Regions from separate parts of the Homo sapiens genome. Here all the other regions are linked to region 2. The links are chromatin loops, found by intact Hi-C in ENCODE. Cell type or tissue: PC-3. All regions are shown on one strand. Region 1 overlaps DNM3 (dynamin 3). Region 2 overlaps DNM3 (dynamin 3). Region 3 overlaps DNM3 (dynamin 3).

Region 1 (8,000 bases), 180 kb after region 2:
CTTCCTGCAGTTTTGGCTGAAATGAAGTGGCCTTTCATTATCAATAGATTGTAGAAACAAAAAACTATGTTCCTGATTTCTTCTAGGGGTGAGGACTGTGATAATAGTGAACTTAGAAGGTCAACCTTTGATTCAGTGTGTATACACACATGAAAGTTTTACAAACTGATTAGAGAGAAATAGCAATAATTTATTCTCTCAACAAGTATTTATTCTGTTATCCATTCCAAAGTATCAAAGTAACAAAGTATCTGTTATCCATTCCAAAGTATCCGTTCCAAAGTATCAATTGGAATGAAATTCCAATTTATTCTGTTATGCATTCCAAAGTATCAATGAAATGTATTATCTATCCTGAATGTCAGTATTGGTACTGTGTATTATTCTGTTCTCATGCTGCTAATAAAGACATATCTGAGACTGGATAATTTATAAAGAAAAAGAGATTTCATGGACTCATAGTTCCACATGGCTGGGGAGGCCTCACAATCATGGCAGAAGGCAAAAGACACATCTTACATGGTGGCAGGCAAGAGAGTATGTGCAGGGGAACTTCCCTTTATAAAATCATCAGATCTTGTGAGACTTATTCACTATCATGAGAACAGCATGGGAAAAATCAGCCTCCATGATTAAATTACCTCCCACTAGGTCCCTCCCATGACATGTGGGATTTATGGGAGCTACAATTCAAGATGAGATTTGGGTGGGGACACAGCCAAACCATATCATACTCCAATTAAAATATAAGATGTTTTCTTGTTTTGAGAACATTTGCAATCACTAGTGTGAGTGTCATACATTTATTTTTCATTGAACTTAAAACAGAAGGACTATGTTAGAAAAGAAGAAAATGAAGTTTAGTTGTGAGATTATTATACATGAAATTAATGAGTTATAGTGTGTAAGGTAACATCTAACTAGATTACAGGATAGGGTATTCCACTGCAGTTCTGAAGTGTCAGAATAGCAGACAGCATAGTATTTAGCCACAGCAAAAGAGTTAGCATCATAGAAGGTGACTTTCATTAGGTCATGGCATGAATTGATGTAGAGGACATAGAAAAGACTACTTCAAATGGGAAATAGTATTAGTCAAAGCCAATAGCAAGAAATGTTATTTAATCTGTTGCTAGTCTCTTCTGATGAGAAGAAGCTAATTTCAAAGGCAAGATGAGCCCTAGTGACAAAAATAAAAACATTCCTTTTTGTTTCCATAGAATTTATTGAACTGGACTTACCCATGTCAGTTTATGTATTTTAATCCTCTGTGTTGTGGTAAAATCATGCATCTTTCAAAAGCCCATATGCTTAGCATGATTCTATCAACTATTCTTAAATTACATTCTTTTCACCACTTATATTGATTCTGAGGTTATGTTCCTAATTTGTTTTCTCTTCTGAGACAAGACCTTATAAGAAAATAAGTGTTCTCATTCCTTGCCTTTAGATGAGGTTACGCTTGATTAATTTAGAATAGATTTTCTAAATGCCTCCATTACTTTGTAATTTTTATCCCTGTCCTCCACATCAGTGTTTTGGATCAATTTGTTTATCCATTCAGCAGACCTATATGAGATGCATTGACTTGGAGCTAAGAGTTTCTGTTTGAACACCAATGCAAGTTTAAAATATCATGGCTTTCCGGGGGTTTCCAGAACCTTATAGATAATCTCGTCGGTCTTTCTTACCTCACAGGTTAAGGAGCTATATCTATAACAGTTAAATGCCTTCCTAATGTCACAAAAACAGTTAATGAGAGAACCAGAACTACAACCCAGGTCTAATATCTCCTAACTCAAGGCTGTTTCTGATACTGTAGTTTAGAGATTAACTATGGAATAGGAATTCTGCCTAAGACTTTAACTGGAATTGCTCCTAAAAGATCAGCAATGAAGAGATTTTTAACTTATTGTGTAGGGATTTCAGTTTACTGTAAGATCATACAAATTTCCATGGAATGCTTTTAGTCTCATTTTTTAAAGCCCTGCATGGAACTGACCATTGCTCCTGCTACAGTTCCTGACAAACTTTTAGTCATGGCTATTTGTATGGCAACATTATTCCTAAGAGCTCATTCAGTTGCTATTTCAGCTTTCCACTATATAAACTTTAAAAGAGTTACTCTGTAGTCCCCCATCATCAGGTGTGTGGGAATTAATACATTTAACATCCTTTAAAAAAAAAAAGGCTTCGGTGTCCTGGTGAATTAATATAATCTTTACAAGCCAGGTGACCAGATTTTTGAGCCATTTTAAACAGTGTTTCAGTGCTAAGATTTATAAATGAAAGGATTTGTTGCTAGTTGCAGTGACTTCAGCACTTGAGGAGAGCGAATTTCACACTCAGACTGGTTTAGCCTACATAAACTCCCGGTAAGAATACCCATTCCTGAGCCTTCCTCTGGCTCTTTTAAAGATGGCATCATAGATATCTGGGGAGACTAACATTGTGATACTCTGTTCTCACATTAATTGCTTCACCTAATTATAAACTGAAAGTTAAATTTTAGTTAACAGACTCCTAAAGTTCACTGTGGCATGGTCTAAACTAAGGATTCAAATGCTCCTCCAGGTTTTTGTTCTATTTGATTTTGTTAGAAATGCCATGTTTTCTCTGATAGAAGTATGTCTAGATAATGGCCTCACTGTGCTTCTCTCGGCTCTCCCCAGGCAGGCGTTCAGTTTTAAGGTCATGCTAAGGCCCATTTGGTTCAAGGTATGTCAGCTTTGGTAGCCAACAGAGAACTGTTTCTGTCCAGGGGGTTGTAGGGCAGCCACATGGTATTTTCTGAGCACTCCTTGGGGTTGTAGAGCCTTGTTTTCTTTTAAAATAAGGCATTCTTTCTACTTTGTAGCTTCAATTCAGGATATGGTTTATCAATATTACCAAGTGTTCCAATTCACCTCCTCCCCCTTTTCCTATAGAAAGTGATTTTAGGATGTTTCACTACTCCACTTAGTTCCCAGCATATTGCTGACACTCAATAAATGTCAAATAATGCCGCAATATAGTTAGTGTGTGCTCTTTAGGCATTCTGAAAGAATGACTCTTTATTTGCATTGTTGAGTAGTGGTATATTTTTCCACTTGTTAGCTGGAAAGAAATTAGAGTCAGGTTGTTCATTTATATACCTCTATGGCTACATTTCTATACTAAGACATGCTCAGAGTTTAAATTTGTTTGAAAAAGTGTTTAAATGAATATTCTGGGTGGTATACAATGCTTTGTCTAAAAGATCATGTCTCAATTGGATATGGTTGAGTGTCGGATCTACATTAAAAAAGGAACAATTACTCTTCCATAAATAGGGATGGCAGAGACTCATATGTATCAGAATTTCAGTAAGGTAAAAAGCATGTAATATTCTGGACTCGGGAATGAAATACTGTGTAAGGAACACAATTCAATTAAGCTTGTTTATGCAACATAAACAAGACACCAGGATAAATTATTTTATTTCATTTTTATCCCACTTTTGTCAAAACAATGTTTAAGACATTACTTCTTGCCTCACAAAATGCTAAGTGAGAATTGCTTGTCTTCTAAATACCCTGATTCAGGAAGGTTTTTATTTGTCAGATGATTCAGTCAGTAATCAGTCCCAACCCAAGTAGAGAAATGAAATGTATGTTATCCTATCCACCCACACCCCCCTTGGAGTGTAGGTGGGTCATCTTTCCAGTAGAGGTGTGTGTAATACCCTCTATGAGTATCTGGTGGAGGGAAAAAATAAATCAGTTTGAGAGTAGAAACACTTTATCATTCTCAATTGACCTAGAGTTCATTGTACTGTTTCTGTAACTTTACGTGTGATATAAAAATTTGGTTTTCCCCATGCTTTATCCTTAGTCAGAAAAAAAATCCCACTAGATATGAGACCAATTGACACCTGATATATTGTTGTCCAGAGGCAAACACAAGTGAACTGGTGGCACTCAGGCATGAGTAGTGTTACTAGGGGGATCACCTGAACAATGAGTTTAAGAAATGGAGTGTGTTAAGTGAACATTTTAATACCTTATTCTTCCTTCTGGTTTTAACACAATGATAAGTTAAATAATTAAAATGTAACAATTCTATAACTTCTCTACTGTGAGACTGCTTTCCATGAGGGAGAGGCTGTTTTTCTTATTCATTGCTGTATCCCCAGGGCCTAACACAGTGCCTGGCATTTTTGTGAGCTCAATAGCATGAGGGAATGAATGCATGGATGCAAAACTTTCCCCCTCTGTTATATGGAGAAGATAGAAATAATGCCAATTGCTAATATAAGGCATTCTTAAAGTAAGTAAGCTCTAGAAGCCTAGAACTTCAAATGCAAGTGGGATGAAAATGGAAATACAGATTCAGACTCTCAGAGGAAATAGTTTGAGGACAAAAGGAAATATTTCATTTAGAAAGTAATAACCTCGGTAATATACAGACTGTATAAATGAGTGCTGTTTGAACTAAATAGAATTCTATGACATTGTCCTTTAAGAAAAAAAAAAGCATAGATGTTTTATTGTAAATTGTCTTAACATCATTCTCATAATCTTAACGTTTATTATTCAAAAATGCTTTGTAGATAGCTACACTAAGCATTCTAAATCTTTATTTCTTGGTTCTAGCAAAGTATTGACAAATTTCAGGTTTTCTTTTTTTTTTATTTTTAGAGATGGAGTCTCACTCTGTCACCCAGGCTGGAGTGCAGTGGCAAGATCTCTGCTCACTGCAAGCTCCGCCTCCCGGGTTCACACCATTCTCCTGCCTCAGCCTCCCAAGTAGCTGGGACTACAGGCACCCGCCACCAAGCCCAGCTAATTTTTTGTATTTTTAGTAGAGACGGGGTTTCACCACGTTAGCCAGGATGGTCTCGATCTCCTGACCTCGTGATTCACCCACCTTGGTCTCCCAAAGTGCTGGGATTACAGGTATGAGCCACGGCACCTGGCCAGGTTTTCTATTAGTTTTAAAAGTTAAGCAGGAGGAGAGCCAGAAGACAATTTCAATTCTCTGTTCATAAGTTTTCACTTCTTTTTTCTGCTAGAACTATTAAGTTCACAGGGCTCAGACAGAGACTTGAGGACTCTTACAGTTATTGATTGTGACTGCACAAGATGAGGGTAATGTTTATTTGTCATTATAAATCTGGAAAGATAAACCCTGTGCTTTCCCTGTTAAGGGGCTGGATAGGAATACGTGTTCAGCAAGTCAGTAAAAAAAAAAAAAAAAAATTGTATATTTTGAAAGTTGATTCCAAGTCCAAATCTTGGAAACAGAGATCTCTGTTTTTGCGTTTGTTCTTTTCCTTTGTTCTAGTCCCTCATTGCAAAGATATTTGTTGTCATATGGTTCTGATCCTGCTTGTTACAAGTTTCCCAATTCTCAATACTGCATCTTTTTCCTTTAAGAGTGTCCCTCTAGTTGTGAAATAGCATCATTAGGAAATCCTAGGTACACCAGAGAGGAGGGGGAAAATATTTTTAAAGGGAGCCTGGAGAGGGATGGATTGGAGAACCAAAATTCTCGGCCCATTTGGTTTATTTGATTCACCAACCACACCCAGACAGAAATCAAATATAATTTGGTAATATTTTTATGAACTAAGTCTGTGACAATTGAATTCACAGCTAAGATATATTCTCATGAAAGACAACATAATTTCTTGAGTATGAAATGCCTGTGACTTAAAGCAAGCAATTTAAATTCTTTATTGTTTTTCAAATGAAACTCTGAAATGAAATAGGAGTATGACGTCCTACTTGGATGATTGTTTCTGCCTTTTTTGAGGGAGAAAAATAGCAAGTTAGTGCTTTTCAACGTTTTTAAATGTCATTAAAAGATTTTGGAGGAATTCTTCATGCTTAAAACACCTGTGTGAAGTCTAGATTCATTTTTCTAGGGGAATCAGGCATCGTACTTTTCAGGAGCCTTTGCGTATTTCAAACAAATAGATTGATAGGATAGAATCAGCAACTTCAGTTGCTTTCTTCCCAAGGATTCAGTTTCTCTCTTCCCAAGGATTTAAACTGGAGTTGTAACCGAAGCCATTAGTAGTGCCAGCAAGGATTTTGGTCAAAGTGTTTGAGGCATTCATGTTCAGGTTTCTGTCCAAAGACTGTGTTGATGAATGAGCCCAACACGGCTATGTAAAGTTCAAGAACAAAAAGAAATTATGTCCTTCACAGCAAGTTTACTTTTCTTCTAGGATTTCAGAGCAAACACATTGCCCTCTCTCCACCTATTTTCCGGAACAAGTATTTGCTTTCCCCACTACCCTCGTCAGACAAACACTGCAGCTTGGGACAGAAGTGTGCCTCCATTTGGAAACCATAGAACAACCCCAGCTGCTATTCATTAATGATAGGGGACCCAATCGCTAGTTGTAAACATGCTACAGAAAAAATATGATCAATTCTAAGAGACATGCTTTAAATGAGACACTGTAGTGGTAAGCTGTAAGAGAACTGATAGATCACTATTCTACCTTAAAAGAGATTGATACAAATGATTGCTAGGCTTTGTTAAAAAAACTAGCTTTTCTTTTTGAAAGCTATTAGTCACTCTGAAGAACTGGATTCAAGATATTATCTGTCTTGTTTCAGGCTTTTATTTCAAAGAATAAGTTTATATTTTGGTTACTTATGTTAAGGATGGAATTAAAGTGAGTTGTGTGCTGCAGCTTCCTTTTAGCCAGTGTGGTGGTGATTTTGTGAATTTGTGATAGCGTGGGGCCCCCAGGCTGAAGCCAGTAGTGAGACAGCAAGTGTTCAGGTATTTCAGTCAGCAACCTAGGGAGCAGAGCTCTTCAGAAATGAATAAGCAGGATTGCGAAAATATCCCTAGCTGGGCCCAGCCTGAAGGAAATGTTTAAATACCAATATCTCTTTGGCCGTCTTAGAGGCCTCCCAAGAACAAAAATAAAGGAAACTAAGGGCATGTTTTATTGACTATTGGAATAATCAGGTTTTTAGCAATAACATGTAGAATATAGTAAGAAAAAAACTTACGTCAAATAGTAGAATAAACATAAAAAGTCCAAAGAGGATTATTCTTCAAGTCTATTGCTGTTTCAATTCAGTTAGAGTTGAATAATGGCATCTCTGGCAGCCATAAGTGTTTTCTATTATTAGCAGTGTTACCATATACTATCCTGACATTACTAAAGTAATAACACCTTGCCTAGGAGTTCTTGAATTTGAAAAAAAAAAAAAAGCCTTTAAGCCAAACAGCACTTGTAACTATAATGCTAAATGAAGATAATTGAGCTACTTCAATCATGCACTCAAGATATTAATAATAAACCTGTCTTTTAAAAATAACAATTTACAAATAAGAATCTTTGTGTGACTTAACATTGCATGTCTAATATATTTTCAGTTTTCTTTAGTTGACTTATGGTGACACCAACTTACCCATAAAGAATGTCTTTAGTACCTATACCTGCTGAAAAAAAATACTGTGAAGGTTTGAATTATATTCCTTACACATAAATTATATTATTCTGCTTCAACTTGCTGCATTCAAAGGGAAACTATTTACTGGCATGTGTAATTAATTTTAATTAACACACAGCCTCAGCAAAGGGAACCGACATGGTACAAGCCTTGGTAGAAAATGTTAGTCACACTCTGCAGCTAACTCTGAGCAGATGCATAGTTTCATGAAGAAAATATTTGCAACGTCTAACTGTAGCGAGTTTTTCTCCTTTCTTTCTTTTTCTAATTTTGAAACTGCCTGTGTTTATTTCTTAGAATCTGAAAAAAAAAAGTACTGTGGGTATAAAGGAACAGTTTCAAAAAATGCAGTTGCAGAGAGTAGTTTTGACTATTCAAACAAGTAACTGCCTTTGCTCTCAGTGTGTGTTAAATCCACACCTCACTGAAATCTTTTATAGGTAAGAGTATGAGTGATATGTGTTATACTACCAGATATTAGCCTAAACTCTTTTTAATATTATAAAATGATTTTGCTTCAGAAAATAAATAAGTTGCTCTATCATCACTGTACTAAGG
Region 2 (8,000 bases):
AAAAGAACAGTCTAAAATTGCTTTACTCTGTAGCACCATTGCACAATAGAACTTTCTGAGATGATGGAACTATTGTATAATCTGTGCTGTTCAATACAGAAGCCACTAGCTGTATGTGGCTATTGAGCAGTTGAAATGTGGGTAGTGCAATGAAGGCAATAAATTTTTAATTTAATTCAATCTAATTAAAGTTTTAATCTGGCTACCAGCTACTGCATTGGACGGCAGAGCCCTACAGTATAGTGACTCCGGCTGATGGCTCTGGGACCTTCACTGTGGGTCCTACTTTATTGACAGCTTAGTGGTGACCTATGGTGGTAGCTACTGAGAGAAAGAGCAAGGAAGCCTCTTAATTGCTACTAAACAAGTCTAAAAGAGCTTCTTTACTCTATAGCACTGTTGCACAATAGAAGTTTCTGAGATGATGGAACTATCGTATAATCTGTGCTGTTCAGTACAGAAGCTACTACCTGTATGTGGCTGTTGAGCAGTTGAAATGTGGGTAGAGGTAGAGGCACACTCTGATATTTGCTATGGAATCTACATCTCAAAGGGACTCTCCATTTCCTTAATGCATCTGAGCCCTCTTTGAGTGGCCTTAGTCTGTGTTCCATTCTCTTTTTCATCTTCCTTTCACTTTTCGGCCCACTGCAATCTAGTTTCTACCACTCCACTCCACTGAGACTGCTTTTGTCCAGGACAAAACAGTTAATCCAATGGACAATTCTGAGCCTTTCATTTGACACCACCGTTAATCACTCCTTCTTGAAGAGATCTGTTCCTTTGCTTCAATAACCTTCCACTCTCTCCTGGTTTTCCTCTTTTCACTCTAGCCACTTCTCAGTCTTTAGGAGCTCTTCATCTTCTGATCATGGCTTAAGAACTATTCTTTAATCAATTTTCCACCCTAGACCCCCTTCTTTCTCACTCACTGCATTATTCCTAATGGATCTTACCCACTCCAATGGTTTTAGTTGCCAACTTTATCTGATGACTCCAAATCTAGATCTTCATTTCAAGACTTTTCACTGGACTATGTACCATATTCAGATGTCTATTGGACATCTCTACTTATATATCCTAGAGAAGCCTCAACCTTCTAGTCCCAAACTAAACTCCTCATCTGCTCTTATAATTTTTAACTTCTATGTTGTTCCCACTTTCTGTGGATGGCACCTCCCAGTCCTATTCTTTGCTCCTTGTTCCCCTCATATCTTTGTCTCCATCCATCTTTACCAAGTTCATGTGATTCTATCTCCATAATATTTTTTGAATTCATCTATTTCTTTCTATCATCATTGCCACTACTAAAGTTAGTCTTCTCTTACTTGAGTTACTACAACAGTCTCTCTGTACCCCTGTCATCCTCTTTCTCATTCCTTCTGAGATTCTCTGTTACTTTCAGAATAAAGTCTAAACTTATTAATGTAATTTCCAAGGCTCTCTATAATCTGTATCTTGTTTACCTCTTCAGCCTATTCTATTGTTACTATTCCTTTCTACTCTACTCCCTAAGTCCATGCTGCAGCCAGTCTGACCACTTTGGGATCCCTAACTGTACCATACTTTTGCTTTAACACATGCCTATGATATGCTTCTTCAAATTATTTAGGTTTCCTAGTACAGATGATCATTGATAGTCTGGTTGTAAATAACCCTGGCATCAAAACAGAATTCCATACGTATTTCTTAAGATACTACCATAAACCCTCTGCTAGGTAATGTCAGTGATGAGAGAGGTAGAAATACCAAGATTGATGCTCTTGACTATCAAGGAGCAGGCATTGTTGGAAACCCAACTTACAATCTTGTTTATAAAATACAGGCACAGACCAAGGCTTTGGGAGTGCATGAAAAGGAGAGATAACTGGAGGTTTCTAAAAAGGCATAATTCAGGCATGATGCTTGATTGGAGTTTTAAGACTGGACAGGACTCCAATAGTCAGAGACAGGGGGTCTGGGCTGACTGCTTCCTGTCTTCTCTGCTTGAGTCAATACTATGCATTTCAGGGAACTAATTTGTACTAAAACATTGCCTTGATCATGTCACTTGCTGGCACAGAAACATGGAATGTTTTCTGCTGCCTTCAGAGTAACAGCCAAATTCTCCATAACTGGCCCCAACGTACAGTTATTATACTAGATGGCTTTTAAGATCACTTACAAACCCCAGTCTATGATTGGATAATTCTACCATAATAGTTTTACTCTCCACAACTTCCCCATATGCCTCATCTTTCTACTTCCTGGCTTTGCTAATACCAGTCTATTCTCTTGGAACGTAGTCATTTGTTTTCCTTTATTAAAGTTTATCTTCTTTTCAAGTTTGCTACAAACAGTTCAGATCATATCATCTGAAATTATATTTCTTGTCCCTGAACATTCAGAGAAATTACAATGGTATAGGATTTATTTGATAAATGGTCACACATCATAGACAAGGATAGGACACTGTGCAAAAAAGTTTTGAGCCAAGAGATAACATTAGGGGTTCTCTGATTGTCTTCTAATGTACTCTTATTTTTATAGAAGTTTAAACTTCTTGTTATATACTTTTAGAATCATTATGTCTCAGCATACACCAATTTGGTTCTACGTTTTAGTGTTCTGGCAAAGCCTTCCACAGTGACTTGTGTGTAGTAGGAATTTATATGACAAACGACAAATGTGCGTGCACACACGCACACACATATGAGAAGATATGGGTAATTATATCCCACATTTAAAACAGAAGCACTTTGTTTTTGCTTTCTATTACATCCTCACATGTTTATTAATATGGATTTTATTTTTTATTTGTTATTTTTGTTTTGTGTATGCATATCATTACTTGTACCAGACAAATTGTAGGCTTTTGATAACAAGAACTATACCTTATTCATATTTTTATATGCTACGGAGTTCGTGCCCTATAGTTTTTGATTTATGTTAAACTAAAACACCATACATAGGTATGTTTTATAATATTTCAGAGTTAATTGGTTAAGTAACTATATCCAAGAACATGTCCAAGGGCTCAAGTTAACTTGCAAGTCCTTACAGGTTTTTTAAGGAACATATTTTTAAATAAATGTTTTGAAATACTCTCAGTTCAATTATTATGCAGAAGAATTATGAGAAAGAATGTATTCTAAGCAGGCAGCTTTTTTTGTTGTTGTTGCTTTTGAAGTAACTTCAAGTAGCTAAATACATCATTAGCAACAGAATGTTTAAGTTTATGGGGCCAATTGCTGCAAAAAGATTCTTTAGGTGGAAAATAGAGGCAACTTAGTGTTTTTTCTAACTCTAATATTTGAGATTGGCTTATAAAGTAAATCTACTTTTCCTTTGGCATATTCTTACAAGTGGTAGATCCTAAATATGCATTATTTCACAGATGGAAACTGTCAATGGACATTGTCTTTATCTAGTGTAGCTTATAAGCTTCTGAGAGTAATTTTGCATCTCAAGGAATATTGGACCTAAAAGGAACCTAAGAAACAACTTGTTTAGTCCTCTAGCCCTCCTCTCTGTCTCTGTTTCTGTCTGTCTCCTTTATGACACACATATACACATTTTATAGCTGAGCGACTGAAGTCCATTTTGATCAAACTTTTCACCTAAGGTAGCAAAGGAGTCATTAACGATCTTTGCGGCTTTTGCTTTACATTCAACTTCTTTTCCCTTAAGTGATTTGAAGGGGACTGATACATAATTTTAGGGTCTACAATAATTTGTTCAAAGGAAGCACCTGTGGGTCTATCACAGGTTTTCACCACTAGTCAGTGTTTCAGTGAAAACATTACTCCTAAAACACAATTATGGTGCTTGGAAGAGATAAACATAACCTATGAAGGTGTCATGATCTCATTATAATAGTAGTTTTCTCATGCATTCCTGGAAGAGCAGGAAGCCTGGAGGGTGCTGGAAAAGTGACATTTAATGTGGAAAAAGAAAGTAAGGAGGAGATCCGAAGCCCTTAGGAGAGTGCTACTCAAGACGCTGTGTGCGCCAGGGCATGAGGGCAGCCAGAGGGCGGTGTGGGCACATTGGATCCTGGTTACCTCTTTCACAGCCTCACCTACAAGACCTGAATAATGTAGATTTAGATTGTTCAGAGAAATGGTTAAAGAGGAAATAATTTCATCGTAATTAAGAGGATTAACCATTTAACAGAAAGCTGGAAAAATAAAAAACAAGGAAGGAAGAAGTTGAAATTAGCAAATTTTAAATTGGAAAAAAATATATACACAAAATATTTTTAGCAACCAAATACAGTATGGCCTTTCACCACCCACCCCCTGCCCACCTTCAGTTGAATGCAGTGTTTTTTCATGAGTTTGAGTGAAGGAAAGCAGCTTAAATGTATCAGAGGAGTTTATTAAAAACTTATTTTGATCAGCTGTTCTAAGTGTGGTGTTGATTTCTAACTTGTTACTGCAGCACAACATCCCATCACTTTAAACAGTTGACTGAGAGCTTTAGTCTCCCTTTTCTCTATTTTAGACCATTTCATTGATCTCCAAAACAGCTTCCATAAACTATTAAACAATCTGTAAGAATACTGAGTATTGCTGATCTTCCCAGAATAACCAAAATGAGTTGTGTTTCTTATATTGATACGTGTTTATTCATGGATCCACCAAAAGAAAGCCTTTGTCCTTTTGAGGGATAGAGTAACCTAGTGATGAAACGTGTGGGCTCTGTTGTTAAGTTGTTGGAGTCCTTTCTGGCTTTTAACCCTCTGTGCTTATGTCTAAAATGAGGGTTATAATGGCATCAACTTCATTGGGCTTTTCATCGAACAGATATTTCATGAAACCAACCATGTGCCATGTCCTTTGCAGGCCCTGGGGATATAGCAGTGAACAAAACAGACGCAAACCCCTGCTCATTAGGAGCTTACAGTCTAATGGAAAAGGGCAGACAAACACAAAAAATAAATACACCGTGTAGTGTATCGGAAGGTGAGAAATGCCAGACAGAAAAATCAAACAGGGTAAAGGGGATGATAGTCTTGGAGGAAGGGAGGGATGCGGTTATAAATAGGGTGGTCAGAGTAGTCCTAACTGAAAAGAAGGATTTGAATGAAGACTTGAAAGAGATGTTGGGAACCATGCAGATGAAAGCGGGAAGTACATCCTAGGGAGCTAGCTTGCCTGAAGGCTCTAAATGGGAGTGTATTGGGTGGGTTTGAAAAAGAGCAGATGCCAGTGTGGCTGGAACTCTTCAGGGAACAAGGTGAAGGGTAGGAGGAGATGAGTCAAAGAGGCAGTAGTGGGGGTTGCTTGAGTAGGGCCTTGTAGACCCTTGTATGGACTTTGGTTTTTACCATTAAATGGAATGGTGTTGATGCAGTACACGGTTTCGAGCAGAAGAGTTAACATAGTCCTTCTGAAAGTATCACTCTGGTGTCTGTTAAGAATAGACTTCAGGGAGACAAGTGTGGAAGCAGAGACCAGAGAATAAATGATTACAGTAATCCAGATGAGGGATGGCAGTGTCTTGGACCAAGGTGGGACCAATGGAAGTGATGAAAAGATGGTTAAATGTTAAATTTATTATAAGAAAGTAGTCGACAGCATTTTCTGATGGTCGGATATGGGTTGTGAGAGAAAGAGGAGACAAAGATTTTGGCCAAGGAACTTGAATGTATGGTATAGAATTGCCATTAGTTAAGAGGAGGAAGGAAGACTGTGGGTGGAACAGATTTTAGGGGGGATTTCAGGAGTTTAGTTTTGAAATATTAAGAATGATATGCCCATTAAATACCCAAGTGATGAGGTTAAGTTGTTAAAAACATCAATAAGTCCAGAGTTGGGACTCATACATATTTGGATCTACATGGCAGATCCAAACCAGAGATGCATTAAAGGAGTTGTCAGAATATATTGGAATTCAAAGCAGTGAGACTGGACAATATCACAAAGAGTTTGTGATGCGGAGCCATGCTACTTGGTACTACCACTTATTAGCTGAGTGATTTTGGGAAAGTCACTTAGCTTCTCTCCTCATCTATGAAACAAGAAGAATAATCGTAACTGCTTCATGGGGTTGCTGTGAGAATAAAAATGATTAATATCGATAAAGCACTTAGAACATGGCATATACTCAATAATCATTAACTTAATTTCCATTACAACTCTCCTCTGTACCTGTGAGACACTGCAAATATGTCAACTCGTATGTTATTAATGTTACAATGCAGCTTTTCTTTAAGTGGTGTTATTATATTTTTGGTTTATATGCTACTAGGAGTTATGTGCTATTAGGAGTCCCATTGAGTTGGTTTTGCTTCCAGAATTAAACTGACCTGGAATTTTGGTATTAGGTCTGTCTCCATTGATTTTTTTTTTAAAGCCTGTATAAATTTTAGTATTTGTTACTTGTTTAGGAAAAAATTATATGTGTCTCTTCAGTGCTGCTTTCCTTTGCTTTTCTCAGTGCTCAGCAGAGGAGCAGTCAGGTTCACAAGAAAACCACAGTTGGAAATCAGGTAGGAATTGCATAAGAGAATCAGTGTATGCATGTCCCAAAGAATTTGAACTAAATCGCTTGATTGACTATTTTTTTAATGCAAATTAATCACGTGCAAATTTTGCTTGAAATGCAGCTTTCATTTTGATTTGTTTTTGCTTTTAAAATTTTTGGAGTGAATTGCATTTCTTTTTGGCTATTTTGTGCAGTTAACCATATTGATTTATTTTAAATAACCTTTCTGCTACTTGCTCTGCATTTCAAATTTGACTCCTCATGTCCTATTTTGCTTGCTTACGTTACCCCTAAGTTTAATTTAACATTGAGTTTGTGAGTCAGTTGAAGGTTAAAATGTGGTGAGTAGTTGCATGAGCTTTCTGGGGTTGCTAACTAGTTCACACATTTGCACAGCTTGGTATCAGTGAAGGGACAGCTCATGAAGAACGCAGTTGTTGGATGTAATCTCTGCCACACTAAATTCTTGTTGGTTAATGAAGATGTTAATTCCTAAGAAGATCTGATCTTTTGAGTTTTTGTGTTTTGGGCTGACCAGCTGTCTCTGACTAATAGCGCTCTGCAGAGATTGTATTAACTCAACAGTTTGCTGTGTCTTTTATGTTTTATGTGATAATGAATATTTGCATTGTTATTTCTTTTCAAGTCAAAACAATGATGGTGTTATAGTTTTTAAAAAACTTTCAGAGGTACAATTATTGAACAAATTGAAACCTCTGCTCTAGATTTTTTTCCCATTGTTTTGAAAGGAGAAGAGGTAATAACAGACTTTATTTTAAAAACTTTTTTTCTGAACTAAAGCATATAATTCTTTGCTATTTCAGGGAACCAATCTTCCGCCTTCAAGGCAAATTGTACGAGCTAAGTTCTGTAAGCTTTACTGTTGCTTTTTCATTTAGCTTCCCAAGGGCACAGTTTGTCTTTAACTGATTAACTCAACTAGCGCTTGCTACTAATTTTTTTTAAACTTAGGTTGTCTTGTCCGTAACACCCTATCATTGAAATAAAAATCCTCTTAAGAGGGTTCATCCCTTCACTGCTAATAACTTGCTGTGATTGAAAGGTATGAACTAGTAAACTCTAAAATGCTGTAATAATAAACCCTTAACACTGTGGGTGCTTTGATATTTCTCTAATTTTAATGGTCCTTAAAATAATTAAAATCATTAATGATCTTCATCTCTGTCCTTTTATGCTATGTTGTTATGAGGTGTAAGCCTTTCTCTTCCCCTTGTATGGTAATATTTCCAATAAATGTAGATGATGCTTCTAAAAGGTGGGTAAATATTGAGTATCTGATTTTGCTGTGTTTGTTGATAAGCCTACCCAATACCAATTATTTGCATTTATTTAAAAAAACAGAAAAGCAAAGTTATAGTGATGGACATTTTATATGGCTATAGAGTTAAATCTTTGAAAACCAGATACTATGTCTTCTTTTATGGAAGTGTAAAAACATTGTCATAAGCATTTAGAAAAAAAATTAAACTCTAATTTCTACCACGGATAAAGCAGGCTTATTCTTCCAA
Region 3 (8,000 bases), 270 kb after region 2:
TTCTTAAGAGCAAAAGTGGAAACCAGAAATAATGGAATCATCTTCAAAGTACAGAGGGAAACACTGCCAAGCTACAGCTGAATACCTAGTTAAAGGATTATTTTAAAGTGAGGCCTAATAAAGACACTTTCAGGCAGCAAAAACAGTTTGCCATCAAAGATAAAAGGAACGAAACGAAAAAATGTACTTTAGGAAGAAGGAAAATGATCCAGAAGGAACATGGACAAAGAAGTGGGTAAACATTTAGGTAAATCTAAGCCAATATTAAAACAACAAGAATAATAGTAATGTATGGTGATTAAAAGCCATCTGAACAGTTTTATTTTCTCACAAATACTAAACAGCACTTAATTTAATTACATTGCCATGTAGAAGTTTTAACCATATTTTGTTCATTTTTGACTTATAAAACAATCAGGAAAAAACAGTAAACATTGTTATATAAGATTTACTTATTTTAATCCAAGTTACACTTTGCTAAACATACTGAAAATTTGACGGGGTTTTAAATTTGTAATGAAAGAGCCATAGACTCCTCAGAATTTTTTTTTTAATTGTGTTGATCTTGCACATTCTATTATGATTCCAGGTCATTACCTAAGCAAGGATTTCCAATTTAGGCTGAGCTGGGAAAGACATTATTATATTAAAGTTTATGGTTATGAAAACTGTACCCCCACAACACTGGAAGTACAGGACCTTTGTTTCTCTCCACCCACATGCTGGTGACTTTTTACCACTAGGAGAGTTATGTACTCACTGTGACTCACAGAAAAAGATAAGGTTACTTTATACTATCTCTCAATAAATGGAGCCAAGGATCCTTGGAGAAATTCCAGGACTGGGGCAGAGAAAGTACAAGATGAGCCTGGAATGTCTCATGATGCTAGAAAGTAAGGAAGTGCTCAAAACCTTATGGGGATATATGTGAAAAAGATACAAGAGGCAAATTACAGGAGGCTCCCAATGACTAAATCTGGGACAATTTCAGAAATAAAATAATGACAGTAATGGATTATAATCCATAGAATAAAATAAGAATCCATACTTACATAAATAAACAGTTGAATGAGTAATTATATGAAGGAGAAGGGAAAGCTGTTCCTCATAATTAATTAATTTAGAAGAGAAGATCAAAATTTAAAAATCACCATTTGCAAAACATCACAGTAATAGTTTCTCTTAAGAATCATCAATGGATGTTAAAATGAGTAGGTAAAAGTATGATGAGAAACAGGATATTCACATAGCCTCAAATATCACCCGCAAGATACTTATTAATTTCAAAGGAGAAAAAATAGAAACTTTACAGTGGAGAAACCTGGAAGACACCATCTTAACCAAATGATCAAAGTTAACATCACTAGTAATGAGACAGATCGACATCACATGTCTCCTGATGTAATGCACTGAGAAAGACACACCATTTATGTGGCGTGTTTTTGCTAAAAATGCACAACCTGAAATTAATAACGAGGAAACATCAAATTGAAGGACACTGTACAAAATAACTGGTCAATACTGTACAAAATTATTAGGGTCATAAAAGATGAAAAAAGACTGAGGTATTGCTCCAAATTAAAGGAGACTAAAGAGGCATAACTAAATGTAATACATGATTGAGGATTAGATCCTGGGTCATAGTATTACAATGTCAATTTCCTTATCTTGATCATTGTTGTGTAGTTTTGTAAGATACTAACATTCGAAGAATCTGGGTGAAGGATGTACAGGAATTCTTTGTATTAATTTTCAACCTTTTAATAAGACAAATTATTTCAAGATGAAAATTATTTTACAAATCAAAGATAGTGTTAATGATAGCTTCCTTAGACCTCTCCATCCTCCCATATTCTAAGAAAGGCCATTTATATGTTACCTCCAGTTCTGTCCACAGACATCAATGCATGGCTTCAGGAAAAGTGGGCCAAGTGCAATGCTGAACAGGAAGGAAACAGTTTGAGTCTGAAGCACAAGGTTCCTACTGTGCTGAATCAGTGTGGTAGAGGCTATTAAAATGCCATCTTTTCCTACCTCCCACTCCTCTCCTTCTTCTGCCTTCATACCCTACATCCCAGACCGCTTTTAATCCTATTGGGAGGGTATACAGAGAGAAATAAAGAAAAAATAATAATGAATGGCTGTGTTCTTTGGCACATGAATAGCAGTTTCCCTTTCGGGACTTCAAGAATAAAAAATGAGAGGCTTTAAATCTTGCTAACTTGTGCAAGAATGTGCGCGTGTGTATATGTGTGTGTGCGTAGGTAAAAATGTAAATGACCACTATGGAAAGAACAATGCTAGCTTTTAAAATCTACTAAAGTAAAAGAAATAATTATTCCTGAATAAGGTATGTCAAACACCAGTGGGAAGAAAGAAGAGCGGGTTATTTTGTTTAGAGCTGGATGAATTAGGAAAATCCCTTTTTACAGCTAACTCAGAGATGAGCTGTTGTTGCCAAGATGTGGTTTATCAAACATCTAGGCTATCTCACAGGATGTGAGTTGGTTTAGCTTTGTAAAATAGCTCTATTTTTATTTTAGCCAAATCTCTACAAGACTCTCAGTCAGCTCCCTCCCCCACCAGAATGAAACAGCAACAACAGCAGTGAAACCTGACTGAAACAGCAGAGTAAATGTTGGCCAGAAGCCTGCTGTGATCCAGCCTGGCTTTTAGAAGGAGTCTCTCTCAGTTTGATTCATTGCTTCTCACAAGCCAGCTCCAGACTGCTTTTCTTGAGATAAAATAAGTTGTAGAAGTATAAAGGGAATGTTGCCACTGGTAATTCTTTTTACTTAAGATAATAAAAAGCACATAAAATTTCCATGCTCATATTTGACTCCTTTCCGGGTCTCCCTTCCTGATTCTAACACACTGTGGAAATGGTGCAAGGAAAAAAAAGCCACAGACAGAGTAGTCGGTATGATTTCAGACCACATGACTCATTACTTGTGCTTCTTTCTGGAGCAGTCTGTTTTCTGTGAGCTGGCTTCACTCTGGTTAATCACTTAGCATGGTGAGATTTCACCTGGTTGCCCCTCTGGTGGCTCAGACGGGGCCTGGGGCATCACTGAATTTATACTGAAAATCAGATGGGCATCTGAACAACTCCCACAAAACACACACACACACACACACACACACACACACACACATTTAATCAGCATCAAGTAGTGCAGTTTCCTTTCTAAGTGATGGGAGCTGCTGGCTGTTGTTTTTGGCTTGAGGCCGCATAGACCAGCCAGCCGTTGTGTAAGCATGGTCTGTCTGAATTGCTTTGGGGCTGTCTTCTTAGAAATCTTCTTGCTGTTCATTATTTTGCCAGCAAGCCATAACTATTACTTTTTTTTTAGATTCCTCAATCTATGTTTTCTCTACTGTAAGATAGTAAAATGTAGAGAATCAGGGAGCCCTATAAATCTTGAAGATTTTTTTTGTCTTAATTTCTTTAATTTGAGATTGGCATTTAAAACCATTGTAGAACTTGTGAACTTGCTAAGTTTAAACTACAATTTGGAGTAGGGAGTAATAACCAAACTGTTCTTCTCATGTTGTTTTAAAAGCTTCTGGTGTATATGCCTTTTTATTTTTTACTCATCATACAGTCTATTCAGAAAAATAAAAAAAAAAAAACCTTAAGTAGCTCTTGGCAGAAGGTCAAAACCAGCATTTCAGGGAAGGTATTTAAAAGTCTTTTAAGTGTGGGCTATTTGTATAAGCAATATCTGCACGTTTCTTATGACTGGGAAGGACTATTTTCACAGTCTTTCATGGAAATATTTCTAGACAATTTTCTGCGGCTCTTTTCCCTGAGCTCATTTATTTGCTTTTGCTTCAGAACACAGCATTTTAATGAGCAGTTTTATGAGCCTAACCTGCGTTCTGCAAGCTCCACATGACTGGATTCCTGTTGCACATAACCTTTGCCCTATTTTCCATTAAAACACAAGACTTTCCTATAATCAACTGTATACTATGACCTTGGAGGAAAAAAATGCAACAGATAGTTTAGTCTACTATTTAGTCTACTTTAGCACACTAAAATTGATTTTTTTAAAAAAATTAGTTGTTTCCTTATAATTTTTAAAAGTGTACATATTAGTATTTTCATCACAAATTTATTTTGTAAGATGCCTAATTCAATATTACCATATCCCTCTGGGTAAATAACTCATTTAGCTATCTTTATAATCCACTGAGGGATGTACAAAGGTAAGATGAACCCCAAATCAATTTGGAATTATGAACATTCAAAACAAAATAAAATGCAAAGTTTTCTATCTCCACTTGGTCTTACATATAATAATAGGTGTCAGGAAGTTCCTTCTTATAGCAAAGCTAAATCATCATCTGATGCATTTTGACTCCTCTTTGTGCTTTAATTCAAATGTAAAACAACTATTTTTCACTTTATAGATAGTATCCTACTATTTTTATATAGAATAACTTTCTCTTGTATACCCTGAGACATCCAAATTTGTTTACTTTTACTTCCAGTATTTTAATCCGTTTTCTTAATATCTGCTAAATATTCAAGCTCTCCCTTTCATTTGAGCAGTAGAGCCTCAGGCAAAATGCAGAGCCCCTGCAAGGGTCTAACAAGTGCTAAGAACAATGGAGCTATTGTTGTGTAACACACCCAGCTCCCCTCTGGATCATGCATTCCAGCCATGTTTGCCTTTTAAAACTACACTATGGATTTAAGGTAGTCTGCGGTTGCTTGTAACACCTTTGCTCTTTTTCTGCCCTGCTTACTTTAGCCAATCTGTCCTCATCTTATAATTCTGTTTACATTTTCTTCTTAGGACAAGGAAGGCACTCTTTAAAACAGAGTGCAGTAAGTTTAGGGCAAATGAAAGGAAATCTACTTCACATAGCAGGTTATAAACTTGTGGAACTCATTAGTCCCAAAAGGTGGGACTGGCAGGAAATGTAAATGAATTCAGAAATCTTTTAGCCAGATTTATGAATGAGAGCCACAAATGGCTACTAAGAAAACTGGGGCTATACCTGACTTTTACAACAGAAGTCAGAGAACAGCTTTGAGCTCCCGCACAGGATGACTCTTGAGACTTATTGGGGTGGCTGACCTTGGGTCTGGCCCACTATGGGATTTCCTGAGCATCCTGTGTCCCTTCTGCACTTGTTCTCGTTTCACTGGGTCTCAGAAAGAACCAGTAAGGCTTATGTGGGAGGGGCAACTTTCTTTTTAAAGTAGAGACTAGAAGAAAGCTTCGTAACTTCTCCTTTCCCGTTCAACCATTTGCCTACCTTAGTGCCAATTATGACGGTCAGGGAATGGTGATGTCTGTCTAGTAGAAACTAGCTGAGATCACATTTGAATGTTAAAACATAGATACTTTCTTTTACGCTAAGTCAGACACTTCTTTTTCCTGGGAATTTTCAGGCCTGAGACCATAAATAGCATTTTTATTTCATCCTGTACTCTATCCTCAGTAGAACCTTCAATCACTTAACTCCCCTGCTTTTCCCAGACTTATATCTCTTTACTGCAGGGTTCTCAAACTGGAGTACTTAAAAAATGCAAATGCTCCTGGCTTCACCCCAGACCAATTAAATCATAATATTTGAGGGTGGAGCCCAGGTATCAATAGTCTTTAAAGCCATCCCAGGTAATTCTCCCAGCAGCCAAGTTGAGAGTCTTGACCTGACAAGTAGTGTTAGGTTCTCTCCTTACCCTGAGCTCCCTGTTTGGCATCTCAGTGTTGTCTGTGACATCATTCTGCAATAGCCACCTCTCTATGTTAAATGTTTATTAGTGATTATGGTGAAGCTTTCTACACAAGTCATCAGTGCTAGGTCTTTATGCTTTTTCTGTCCTTCCAACCGTGAACGCTTAGTAAAAGAAAACTTGCTGCAAAATCTGGACCATTGCAAATACCCAACACTTATAAGACCCTGCCCTCCTTTCACTCACCTCTTTGTTGACTAGCCAATCACCTGCTCCAAAAATGATCTTCCATCACATCTGTCCCTCACTTTTCCTGTAGGCAAGAATGTCACCTCTTAAGAGAATACAGAAGCCAACCAGAAGAAGCTGCCCAATACCTTTATCTTTACCTCAGCTGAGCATTCTTCCACCATTCTCTTCTTATTCTTCCTTTAAATTGTTAAAAAGAAAAATTCCACTTTCACTTATTAAATATGATTGAGTACCAACTGTGTGTAATACATTAAAATACAGGGGAGAAGACCTATTAGAAAGCAATTAACAATAATACATGAAAAGAATATAAAGCCTTAACGATAAGAAATGTTTAATAAGCTATGAGTGTCTAGGAAAGAGGGATCATTTGGGCCAGGTCTTGAATAATGAAAAGATTTTAGCAATCAAATATCAGGCAAAAGGGCATTCAGATTCAAAGGGGCAACATGGCTAAAGGCACCAGGTCGTGATGTGCATGGTTTGATTTGGGAATAGCAAAAGGTCTGGTATAACTGGAATATGGCATGAAAGGTGAATTTTTCGAGTATTTCTCCTGTACAGCATACTGAATCTCATTTGTTTGTTGTTATTTCTAGTGTCTTTAGTCTTTTGCCTTCTGGCTTCTTTTTAAACTTCATATATACACATGTCTTCCCTGGCCTAAAAGAAACATCTTTGACCCAACCCTGGTATCTTGATAAACACCGTGCCATTCCCTTCATTTTTCTGCCAAACTTTCACAGTATGACTTATACTTTCTTTCAGCCCCCTTTCCACATTCTGCACCTCACCCTCCTAATCCAGCTTCTGGCCCCCCTTTAATCCTATCCACAAACCCCCATCCCCACAGAAAAGCTCTGTTAAAGATTCTTCCATCATTCAGACAAAGCCATTGCCAGCCCTCATTCTATTTAACCTCTTAGCAATATCTGGCACTGTTAATGACTGCCTTTTTCTTGAAAGCTTTTTTATCTAAAGTAGCCTGGGATGATGCATGATCTTTGAACCCTCCTCACCTTTTTTTTAACTCCTTATGGTCTCCTTTGCTGGCACTTCTTCCACCTCCTTAACTGTGAATATTCATCCCCAAATACTTTCCTCCCTCTCTTTCTTGTTTCATTCCATTATTTATTCTTCCATTCTGAAAGCATTTACTGAGTACTCACACTAGGCCAGGCACTTTGCTAAACACAAAGACAAATTTGTTTTTTTCTGTACACTCATTGCTTTTAAGAATGTTTTCTATTCTTATGGCTCCAGCTTCCAATTTTGTATGAAAGATTTCTAAATCTACATTTTCTGTTGTGGCTTCTGAATGCTCATTCTGTGATTCCAGTTGCCACCAGATATGTCCTTTGCATCTACAAAATTTACTAAAAAATAAACTCATTTTTTCCATAAAAACCGATTTCTCTGCCTCAGTTTATTTGCCCCAATCTATGAAGTCACCATATCAGTCTTCAAGACTGGACATCTGAGCATATTATTTTACTCTTAATAGATTTTGTATCCAATCTGTCACAATTTTCCAATAATTTCTTCTTGAGAATGCCTTTATGATCTACTGGTTACCTCTCCATTTTTATAGAAACCCACTTGATTCAGACTTCACACATAGTTTCTTACTAAAGACAATAATTGATCTCCCTGCTTCCAGTCTCACTCTCCTTAAATAAATTCAGCCTGCAGTTGCCATACTAATCTTCCTAAACCACTGCTTGAGCACATCCTTTCTGGTGACCTTTCAAGCCCACCACATGTCATCTCATCTCCTTAGCCTAACCCAAGTTCTCCACAATCTGACCACTCATTTTGCAATTCAGCCATATACTCTTCTTCTCAATATATTTGTTACCATGTCCTCCCCAGTATTTTCCCTAACACATCAAACTAATTTCCACCTCCATTCCCTTTGTTTCCCTCACCTAGATGCCTTCTAAAGGTCTGCATGCCCCAGTACAACCAGGCCAAGTCTCACTCACTTTCTTTCCATAGCCTTGCCTGGCTCCTGAAACCTCTAGAAAACTCTTCTCTCTTGAAAGGCTAATTACAC

The links. Peaks named below come from ENCODE experiments on the same cell type or tissue, not always from the same donor. Only the 100,000 strongest peaks of a DNase experiment are listed, where the experiment ranks them.
Region 1: a loop joins it to region 2, with 2.4 times the contacts of the local background. A loop is called at or near these places in 4 of 110 quality-filtered maps.
Region 3: it touches region 2 in a loop (6-fold over the local background); 5 of 110 quality-filtered maps call a loop at or near these places.

What each region holds. Positions count from the first base shown.
Region 1 is chr1:172,263,074-172,271,073 of GRCh38, forward strand. The region is part of intron 15 of DNM3 (dynamin 3); the gene reads left to right. Among named protein-coding and RNA genes, the nearest start is that of DNM3OS, 120 kb to the left of the region's middle. In PC-3, no CTCF peak of the experiment used is centred here; DNase peaks (open chromatin) are centred at 3,038 and 3,638; H3K4me3 peaks cover 411 bases; H3K27ac peaks cover 952 bases.
Region 2 is chr1:172,086,401-172,094,400 of GRCh38, forward strand. DNM3 (dynamin 3) reads left to right here. Exons shown (of 21, transcript NM_015569.5): 13 at 6,424-6,475. Among named protein-coding and RNA genes, the nearest start is that of MIR3120, 48 kb to the right of the region's middle. In PC-3, a CTCF peak has its summit at 3,997; a DNase peak (open chromatin) is centred at 4,001; H3K4me3 peaks cover 270 bases.
Region 3 is chr1:172,356,008-172,364,007 of GRCh38, forward strand. The region is part of intron 17 of DNM3 (dynamin 3); the gene reads left to right. Among named protein-coding and RNA genes, the nearest start is that of C1orf105, 61 kb to the right of the region's middle. RefSeq lists enhancers at 2,807-2,886, 4,367-4,993. In PC-3, no CTCF peak of the experiment used is centred here; DNase peaks (open chromatin) are centred at 824, 2,974, 3,854, 4,664 and 1 weaker place; H3K4me3 peaks cover 3,377 bases; H3K27ac peaks cover 5,105 bases.